Regions from separate parts of the Homo sapiens genome. Here region 1 is linked to region 2. Evidence: chromatin contacts called from ENCODE Hi-C or POLR2A ChIA-PET data. All regions are on one chromosome and are shown on one strand. The core of a region is the stretch at or near the end of the contact, and the rest is flanking DNA. Distances in the headings are between cores, read along the strand shown.

Evidence for each region. A loop is a pair of places that touch in the nucleus more often than their neighbours do. ChIA-PET counts read pairs that join two places held with the same protein, here RNA polymerase II (POLR2A). Pooled maps may share reads with other maps.
Region 1: a loop to region 2 is called in a map of CD8-positive, alpha-beta T cell, with 21 times the contacts of the local background. The contact joins the promoter of SPSB3 here to the promoter of UQCC4 in region 2. A Hi-C loop is called at or near these places in 15 of 168 maps with a recorded cell type or tissue (B cell, CD14-positive monocyte, CD4-positive, alpha-beta T cell and 9 more), 27 of 37 single-sample maps with no recorded cell type and 28 of 50 pooled maps. POLR2A ChIA-PET finds 5 or more read pairs at or near these places in 27 of 52 experiments (A549, B cell, CD4-positive, alpha-beta T cell and 22 more).

Annotation. Positions count from the first base shown.
Region 1 is chr16:1,781,125-1,784,934 of GRCh38, forward strand. SPSB3 (splA/ryanodine receptor domain and SOCS box containing 3) reads right to left here and starts at 1,447. Exons shown (of 7, transcript NM_080861.4): 1 at 1,378-1,447; 2 at 234-371. The coding sequence starts at 359. It overlaps EME2 (essential meiotic structure-specific endonuclease subunit 2), which reads left to right. Exons shown (of 8, transcript NM_001257370.2): 8 at 1-578. It overlaps NUBP2 (NUBP iron-sulfur cluster assembly factor 2, cytosolic), which reads left to right and starts at 1,836. Exons shown (of 7, transcript NM_012225.4): 1 at 1,836-1,912. The coding sequence starts at 1,897. RefSeq lists silencers at 1,055-1,414, 1,915-2,124, 2,552-2,778 and an enhancer at 1,625-1,774.
Region 2 is chr16:1,418,703-1,422,515 of GRCh38, forward strand. UQCC4 (ubiquinol-cytochrome c reductase complex assembly factor 4) reads right to left here and starts at 2,045. Exons shown (of 2, transcript NM_001272051.2): 1 at 1,990-2,045; 2 at 1,050-1,910. The coding sequence starts at 2,021. The coding sequence ends at 1,544. RefSeq lists enhancers at 1,336-2,191, 1,679-1,748, 1,759-1,808, 2,059-2,218, 2,192-3,045 and 1 more.

The DNA.
Region 1 (3,810 bases), core at 197-2,696, 360 kb after region 2:
GCAGTGTGTTCTGAGGTCCTGTCACCCCTGAGGCTGTGTGTGTCCTTTGCCAAATTAAAGAGTCTTACTGAATGCGGTGCATCCAGGAGACAGGCCCAGGTTTGGACTGGTCCTCTAGCCTCAGAAGCATCTTTTTCTCCGACTGATTCCGTGTTCAGGTAATGTCTGCCTGCCTGCCTAGGGCATCTCCACACCTTAGGCCAGCCACGTCCGCCTCGCCCGCTGGAACCTACCTGCCCATCAGAGTCGTAGCCCCAGTTAGTGGAGCCTGCTAGAGCCACGGCCCGGGCATCTGCGTCTCGGCGGGCTGCACTCAGGACGAAGTGCCAGGCCCTGCTGTTCCGGGGGCGTCTGGCCATGGTGGAAAGAATCTAGAAGAAAACACAGGCTCTGGGCAAAGGAAGACTCACAGCACTCCCAGCCCTGAGCTTCCAGGCTGGGCCACGGACCCACTCAAAGTGGGGACTGCAGGGGCCGCACCGGTGCCCAGCCAGGGCTCCAGAACGCTTCAGGAGCCCGTACCTCACTCCAGGATCTGAGCAGCTCAATAAAACCCAGGTAGATCCTGTGAAACGCCACCCAGACACCCATGACTCCGGAATGCGAATCCCAGCCCCTCTCTCCGGTTCCACCTCACGAACCTGGCTGCCCCGCCCGCCTGTCCCGCAGGCATCTAAAACCTCCACTCGCTCCTCCTCTGTCGTCCGGTTTGACAAATGGCATCTCCGGCCTCCCAGTTCCTCATGCCAGAAGCACCGTGACCGCTCCCCGACACCTTCCCCTCACGCCCGGCCCGACCGCCGCACCCGCCTGCATCCTCCTCCCGCCACCGTCTCCTGGGCCGCGCAGCTCGCCTTCCCCTCCGCTCGCTACCGCCAGGGCTCCTCGTGAAACACAAATCTTAAAACCTGCTCAGCGCTGGCCGCTGTTATGGTATAAAATGCAAAAGGCTGCGAGGGCCAGGTCTGCGCTTCCCAGGCCACCTGCCTGGCACCTCCCTCGCCAGCTCCGGGGTTCCCGCCTAGCCTTCCAGGGCCGACCCCTGCGCCGGGCTCGCGGCTGGCAACGCCCGCTGGGCCCCGGGTGGGGTTCCAGGGAGGCCGGGGCGGATCGCGGCGCCCGGACCGCCGAACCCTGCCCAGCCCCAGGCGAGCGCGTGTGCAGCGGGAGCCGCCCTCCCCGGCGGCAGCCCGGCCTGGCTGTTCCCTCCCGCGGGCGCGCGGGTTCCGGAGTCGGCGGCACCGGGGAAGCCTCTCTCGGGCGCGGCCCTCCGGAGAGGAACAAAGGCGGCGCCCTGGCCGCGCTGCTACCGCCGCGCCCGCAAGGTCAGCGCGCCCGCCCAGAGCCCGAGACGTCGGCCCGTGCCCCGCCACTCACCTGCAGCCCCCGCTGCGCGCTCCGCCGGCCCGGCCCTGACCCACTTTCCGCCCCGGAGCGAGACGTAAACAATCCCCGCCCCCTGCGCCCATTGGCTCCGGCGGCGAGGGGCGGGCACACCTGTCTCGGAGCTTCGGGAGAGGGGGCGGGAGTCGGGTGACAAAGCTATTGCCGAGAGGTTTCAGGAACTGTCAGTCCTAATCCAACGTTCCTATTGGTCAGTTCCCAAGCGGTTGGAGACAAAGCTCGCGCGCACATTGGACCCGGGTGGGAGGTGGTACCGCAGGCCGCGTTGACCGGAAAGTAGGTCCGTGTCATCGTCTGCGCCGGAACCTGCGGGACCGGATCGAGAGCTCCTCCGGCAAGCTGATTGGCTGGGACAGCAGGATTAGGCCTGTCAAGAAGAGCCACGGGCGGGCACGCACTGCCCATTGGTTGGAAGGCCCTTCGCTCTAGCTGGGAGGCTGACGGCCCGCGGGCGTAAGCGGACTGCAGCCGCGAGCTCCTGGAGGCGGCGGGATGGAGGCGGCGGCCGGTGAGTGGCGGGCCAGGGTGCGGAGCCGCTCCAGGGCCTCGCTTGGGGCCCCGCCGCGTCCCTTCCCGGGGCGGCCTCGCTGCGTCGCGCGCCTCCGGTGCGACCATCACCGGCCGGCGTGGCTGGGCCGGGCCAGAGGCCGCGGCGCGGGCATTTTCTAAACAGGGTCGTTTCCCGCGTGCTCCTGCTTCGATGTGGAAGCTCCGTGATCTCGGAGGGCCTGAGTCGTGGAGTTGGGGGAGCTTTTAAAGTTAACTTTGTTGAGCACCGCGTTGTAGGCGGGCGCGGTGGCGCCTGTGGGCCCCGCTATCCTGGAGGTCGCGGTTGCAACTGCACCGCAGCCCGGGCAAGAGCGAGACCCTGTCTCTAAATAAATCACACGCGCGCAGTCATGAAAGTAAGACGGACGCCAGAATCTCACATGCTTTTAAGTTCTTTGTGGAAGTGGCGCTCTCAGTGTTCAGAAAAGTGTAAGTTGCGCGGGACAGAATTCACACCAGTGGGGACGATCCGTTCGCCAGATCAGCGCCGTGGGCCCTCCTGAGTAGTGGGAGCCGCATTTATCTTCTAAGAGACCTCGAGTCCGATACCAAAAGGAAAACATTCCTCGGACAGCAAGGTCTTGCAGCACAACTCTGACAGATTAGAAACCGAGTGCTGGAGTCTTTTGTTTTTGAGACGGAGTCTCGTTCTGTCGCCCAGGCTGGAGTGCAGTGGCGCGGTCTCGGCTCACTGCCAGCTCCGCCTCCCGGGTTCACGCCATTCTCCTGCCGCAGCCTCCCGAGTAGCTGTGACTACAGGCGCCCGCCACCACGCCCGGCTAATTTTTTGTATTTTTAGTAGAGACGGGGTTTCACCGTGTTAGCCAGGATGGTCTCGATCTCCTGACCTCGTGATCCGCCCGTCTCAGCCTCCCAAAGTGCTGGGATTACAGGCGTGAGCCACGGCGCCTGGCCCAGTGCTGGAGTCTTATTCCAGAGGAGAAGCCTGGAAAAGCCTGTCCTTATTATCAGGACGGATTTACTACAAAGTAAGGATATTACTGAGATTGATAGAAGCTTTTTTTTTTTTTTGAGACAGGGTCTTAACTGTCGCCAAGGCTGAAGTGCAGTGGCACGATCATAACTCACTGCAGCCTTGACCTCCTGGGCTCAAGCGACCCTCCCACCTCAGCCTCCTGAGCACCTGGGACCACAGGATGCACCACCCCGCTTGGCTACATTTTTAATGTGTAGACATGGGGTCTGAATACGTTATTGAGAGTGGTGCGGAACTCCTCCTGGACCGAAATGATCCTTCCACTTTGGCCTCTCAGAGTGCTGGGATTACTGGCGTGAGTCACTGCACCTAGTCCAAGCTTTCGTTTTTTTGTTGGGGGGAGACGGAGACTCGCTCCGTTGCCCAGGCTGGAGTGCAGTGGCACAATCTCGATGACGGCTCACTGCAATCTCCACCTCCCAAGTTCAAGCAGTTCTCCTGCCTCAGCCTCCCAAATAGCTGGGATAACAGGCACACGCCACCACGCCTGGCTAATTTTTTTTGTATTTTTAGTAGAGACAGGGTTTCGCCATGTTGGCCAGGCTGGTCTCGAACTCCTGACCTCAGGTGATCCACCCACCTCGGCCTCCCAAAGTGCTGGGATTACAGGCGTGAGACACCGCGCCCGGCCCCAAGCTTTCTTTAAACGGGGAAAATATGCACATAAAAATTCAAAAGGCCTAGGCTGGGCAAGTTGGCTCATGCCTGTAATCCCAGCACTTTGGGAGGCCGAGGCGGGCAGATCACTTGAGGTCAGATTTGAGACCAGCATGGCCAACATAGAGAAACAGTCTCTACGAAAAAAATAAAAAATTAGCTGGGCATGGTGGCGCACGCCTGTGGTCCCAGGTACTCTGGAA
Region 2 (3,813 bases), core at 795-3,294:
CAAGATGGAGCCACTGTACTCTAGCCTAGGTGACAGAGCAAGACTCAATCTCAAAAAAAAAAAGAGAAAACAATCTGGGGCCGGGCGCGGTGGCTCCCATCTGTAATCCCAGCACTGTGAGAGGCCGAGGAGGAGAGATCACTTGAAGTCAGGAGTTTGAGACCAGCCTGGCCAACATGCCAAAAGCCCGTCTCTACTGAAAATTTAAAAATTATCCGGGTGTGGTGGCACAAGCCTGTAGTTCTAGCTACTCGGGAGGCTGAGGCAGAAGAACTGCTTGAACCCAGGAGACAAGAGGTTGCAGTGAGCCAAAATTGTGCCACTGCACTCCAGTCTGGGAGACAGAGTGAGACCCTGTCTCAAAAATAAAAACAAAACAAAACAAAACAAAAAAACAAAAAACAATCACTTAGGTAACCCAAAATAGTGCCCATCATTTGTGAAAAGAAATACTCACTAGTTGTATTCTACTCAGAAAATGGTTGCCTTGCTTAAAAAGTTTTGCAGAAAACTGCAAAAGTTCCTCATTTCTGGTACTATTCGGTAATATATATGTAGGTTTCTTTCCTCAGTTCCCACTCTGGAAAAAAAAAAAAAAAGGAAAACGAAACTTTTTTTTTTTTTTTGAGACGGAGTCTCGCTTTGTCGTGCAGGCTGGAGTGCAGTGGCGCGATCTCGACTCACTGCAAGCTTCGCCTCCAGGGTTCACGCCATTCTCCTGCCTCAGCCTCCGGAGTAGCTGGGACTCCAGGGGCCCGCCACCACGCCCGGCTAATTTTTTGTATTTTTTAGTAGACACAGGGTTTCACCGTGTTGGCCAGGATGGTCTCGATCTCCTGACCTCGTGATCCGCCCGCCTCAGCCTCCCAAAGTGCTGGGATTACAGGCGTCAGCCACCGCGCCCGACCGGAAAAGGAAACTTTTAAAAATAGCTGCTGGTGCAACTAACTTACGTGCTCTGGTAAACAAGAAGAGATTAAAATAAAAAACAATAGCTGCCCAAATACCCCCTTTTTAAAAACTAGATGCAAAAAAAGGGAATCATCTAATCCCATATTATAAAATTAAAATTTATTTTCATTTGTTGTTGTGTAAAACTCACATGTGGAAGTGTTCCTTGCACAGGCCGCAGCATGCAATACAGTTTCACACTTCTGCCAGATATTCTATCTCAGAAAGCAAATTACCTGCAAACTAACACTGGATGACAAGTGTCACCAGAAGTGCTTTGGAAACATGATTATGTTATACAAAGACTTGGCAAATCCAACAGCATACAGTGCAACTGAAACCTTCCCCAAGGATCTGAGAAGTCTTGCCGATGGAATCCTTGGACATCAAGAGCCAGGCGAGGAGCAGTTTCCGATCTGCTGAGATTCTGCTCCGCCTTCACGCGAATCAGCATAGCCAAGTGCCCCATCCACCAGCCAAGTCCTTCAGTGCTGAGGACGCACGCATAGCCAGGACAGTCACGGGCAAACGTGACATCAAATCCGAAGGGCGGCTGTCGGCTCCCTTCCTGCCAGCCCCAGCGGGCACCCCGTCAAGTTCTCGCTCTGTAGGCAGCTGGAGTCTCAGGCTCCTCAGAACGATCACTGGGCTCTGGCACCTCTCCCCACACCTGTCTCAACCACTGGTCCGCCTCGCTCTCCTCCCTCAGGTAGCACCAGATGATCAGCGCCACGAGGAAGCAGCTGAGGGGCAGCACCTTCCACCAGGGCCGCTGATGTCCCTTTCCCATGGTATGGCCCACCGACCAGCGGTGAGGGTTGGCTTTGCTGGAGGAAAACTCAATGGGGCGGTCAGGGTCGTCCTCTTCCTCGGCGGCAGGGTGGGCCCGATCCCGGGAACCGGGCAACGGATGAAGGCTTCGGGAAGCCCAGCCTATGAGCCTCAGCGCCCGGACGGCCCTGGAAGAGAGAGAGCAGTAAGCGCTCCGCCCGCCCGCCGGTGTCTGCCCTCGGCCCTCCGAGACCTTGAGGAGCTCACCCGGCCGCCGGGGCACACAAGACACGATTCATTGCTGCCTTGACTCCTCGACTGACGCCTTGGCGCGCCGTGATAGCGTCACTTCCGTCGCCGGAAACCGGAAACCGGGCGCCATACCAGGCCTCCGCTCACGACTACAGAACGTGGTCCCAGTAGCGCAGCGGAAATGACGTTCGGCTGCGAAGAGCTCTTTCCGTCGCAGGCCCGGAGTGCGCGATGGCATGCCGGGAAATGTAGTTCTCCGTCCCTTTCGAATAGGACCGACACCCCGGTCCCTGGCCCCGAAGAGAGGCGGGCGCCGCGGGGGCGGACGTTGTCCTCAGAGAGTTGTCTGAGTTTGCCTCGGAGCAGTTCTGAACCGTCATGAAGGTGCGCGGGGCCTGGTTGGGGATCCGCGCCCTCAGCCCTGCCCGCCTGCCCTGGGCTGGGCGCCCGCACCTCTCTGCCGGCTTCCCCGAAGGCCGTGGCACCGCCCTATTTTTTTTTTTTTTTTTTTTCCGTTTAGTTCTTTTCGTGAGACAGGGACTCTCTCTGTCGCCCAGGCTGGAGTGCAGTGGCGCGATCTCACGTCACTGCGGCCTCTGAAACCGCCTTTGCAAAAATTATCACTGAGGAAATGACAGTGGAAGAGATGAGACCTAAGGGGCTCCGTCGTGCTTCCCACCCTTAAGCTGTCCTGGTTCATTCCTGGGCGTGGGCAGAGCTAACTTTGGGAAGGATTTCAGTTCATGGTTTCACTCTGAATCAAAGTCAACAGCCCTTTCCAGAAAAAACCCCCGTCTTGCCTGAAGACCAGTCTGCCTTTGCAGGACTAATAAATCAGCTGCAAAATTAGAAATTGGCCGGGCGCCGTGGCTCACGCCTGTAATCCCAGCACTTTGGGAGGCCGAGGCGGGCAGATCATGAGGTCAGGAGATCGAGACCATCCTGGCTAATACGATGAAACCCTGTCTCTACTAAAAATACAAAAAATTAGCCGGGCGTGGTGGCGGGCGCCTGTAGTCCCAGCTACTCGGGAGGCTGAGGCAGGAGAATCGCTTGAACCTGGGAGGCAGAGGTTGCAGTGAGCCGAGATGGAGCCACTGTACTCCAGCCTGGGCGACAGAGCGAGGCTCAGTCTGAAAAAAAAAAAGAGTCTGAACCTCCCCAAATTGCTCCTGGGGATAACATCACTATTGTAAAATCTAAGATCAGGCCGGGTGTGGTGGCTCACGCCTGTAATCCCAGCACTTTGGGAGGCCAAGTCGGGTGGATCACGAGGTCAGGAGTTTGAGACCAGCCTGGCCAGTATGGTGAAACCCTGTCTCTACTAAAAATACAAAAAGTAGCCTGGGGTGGTGGCGCTCGCTTGTAGTTCCAGCTACTTGGGAAGCTGAAGGAGAAGAATCGCTTGTACCCTGGAGGTGGAAGTTGCAGTGAGCCAAGATCATGCCATTGTGCTCCAGCCTGGGTGACGGAGCAAGACTCTGTCTCAAAAAGCACAACAACAACAAAAACCTAAGCTCAAAGATCAGTGCCTGAAATATTTAGCAGAGCGTGCACTGGATGGATCAGCTGGTACCACCCAGACCGGTCATCTGGCCCAACCGGTTCTGCCATGCCCGCCAGGAACAGAAGAGTCTGAACGTGAGTCCATCTCCAACCTGACCAACCAGCACTCCCCACTTCCCAAGCCTCTACCCTCCAAATTATCTTTAAAAATTCCTATCCCCAAATGCTCCGGCTGACTGATTTGAGTAATAATAGAACTCCTGTGTCCCGCACAGCCAGCTCTGCGTGAATTACTCCTTCTCTATTGCACTCCCCCTGTCTTGATAAATTGGC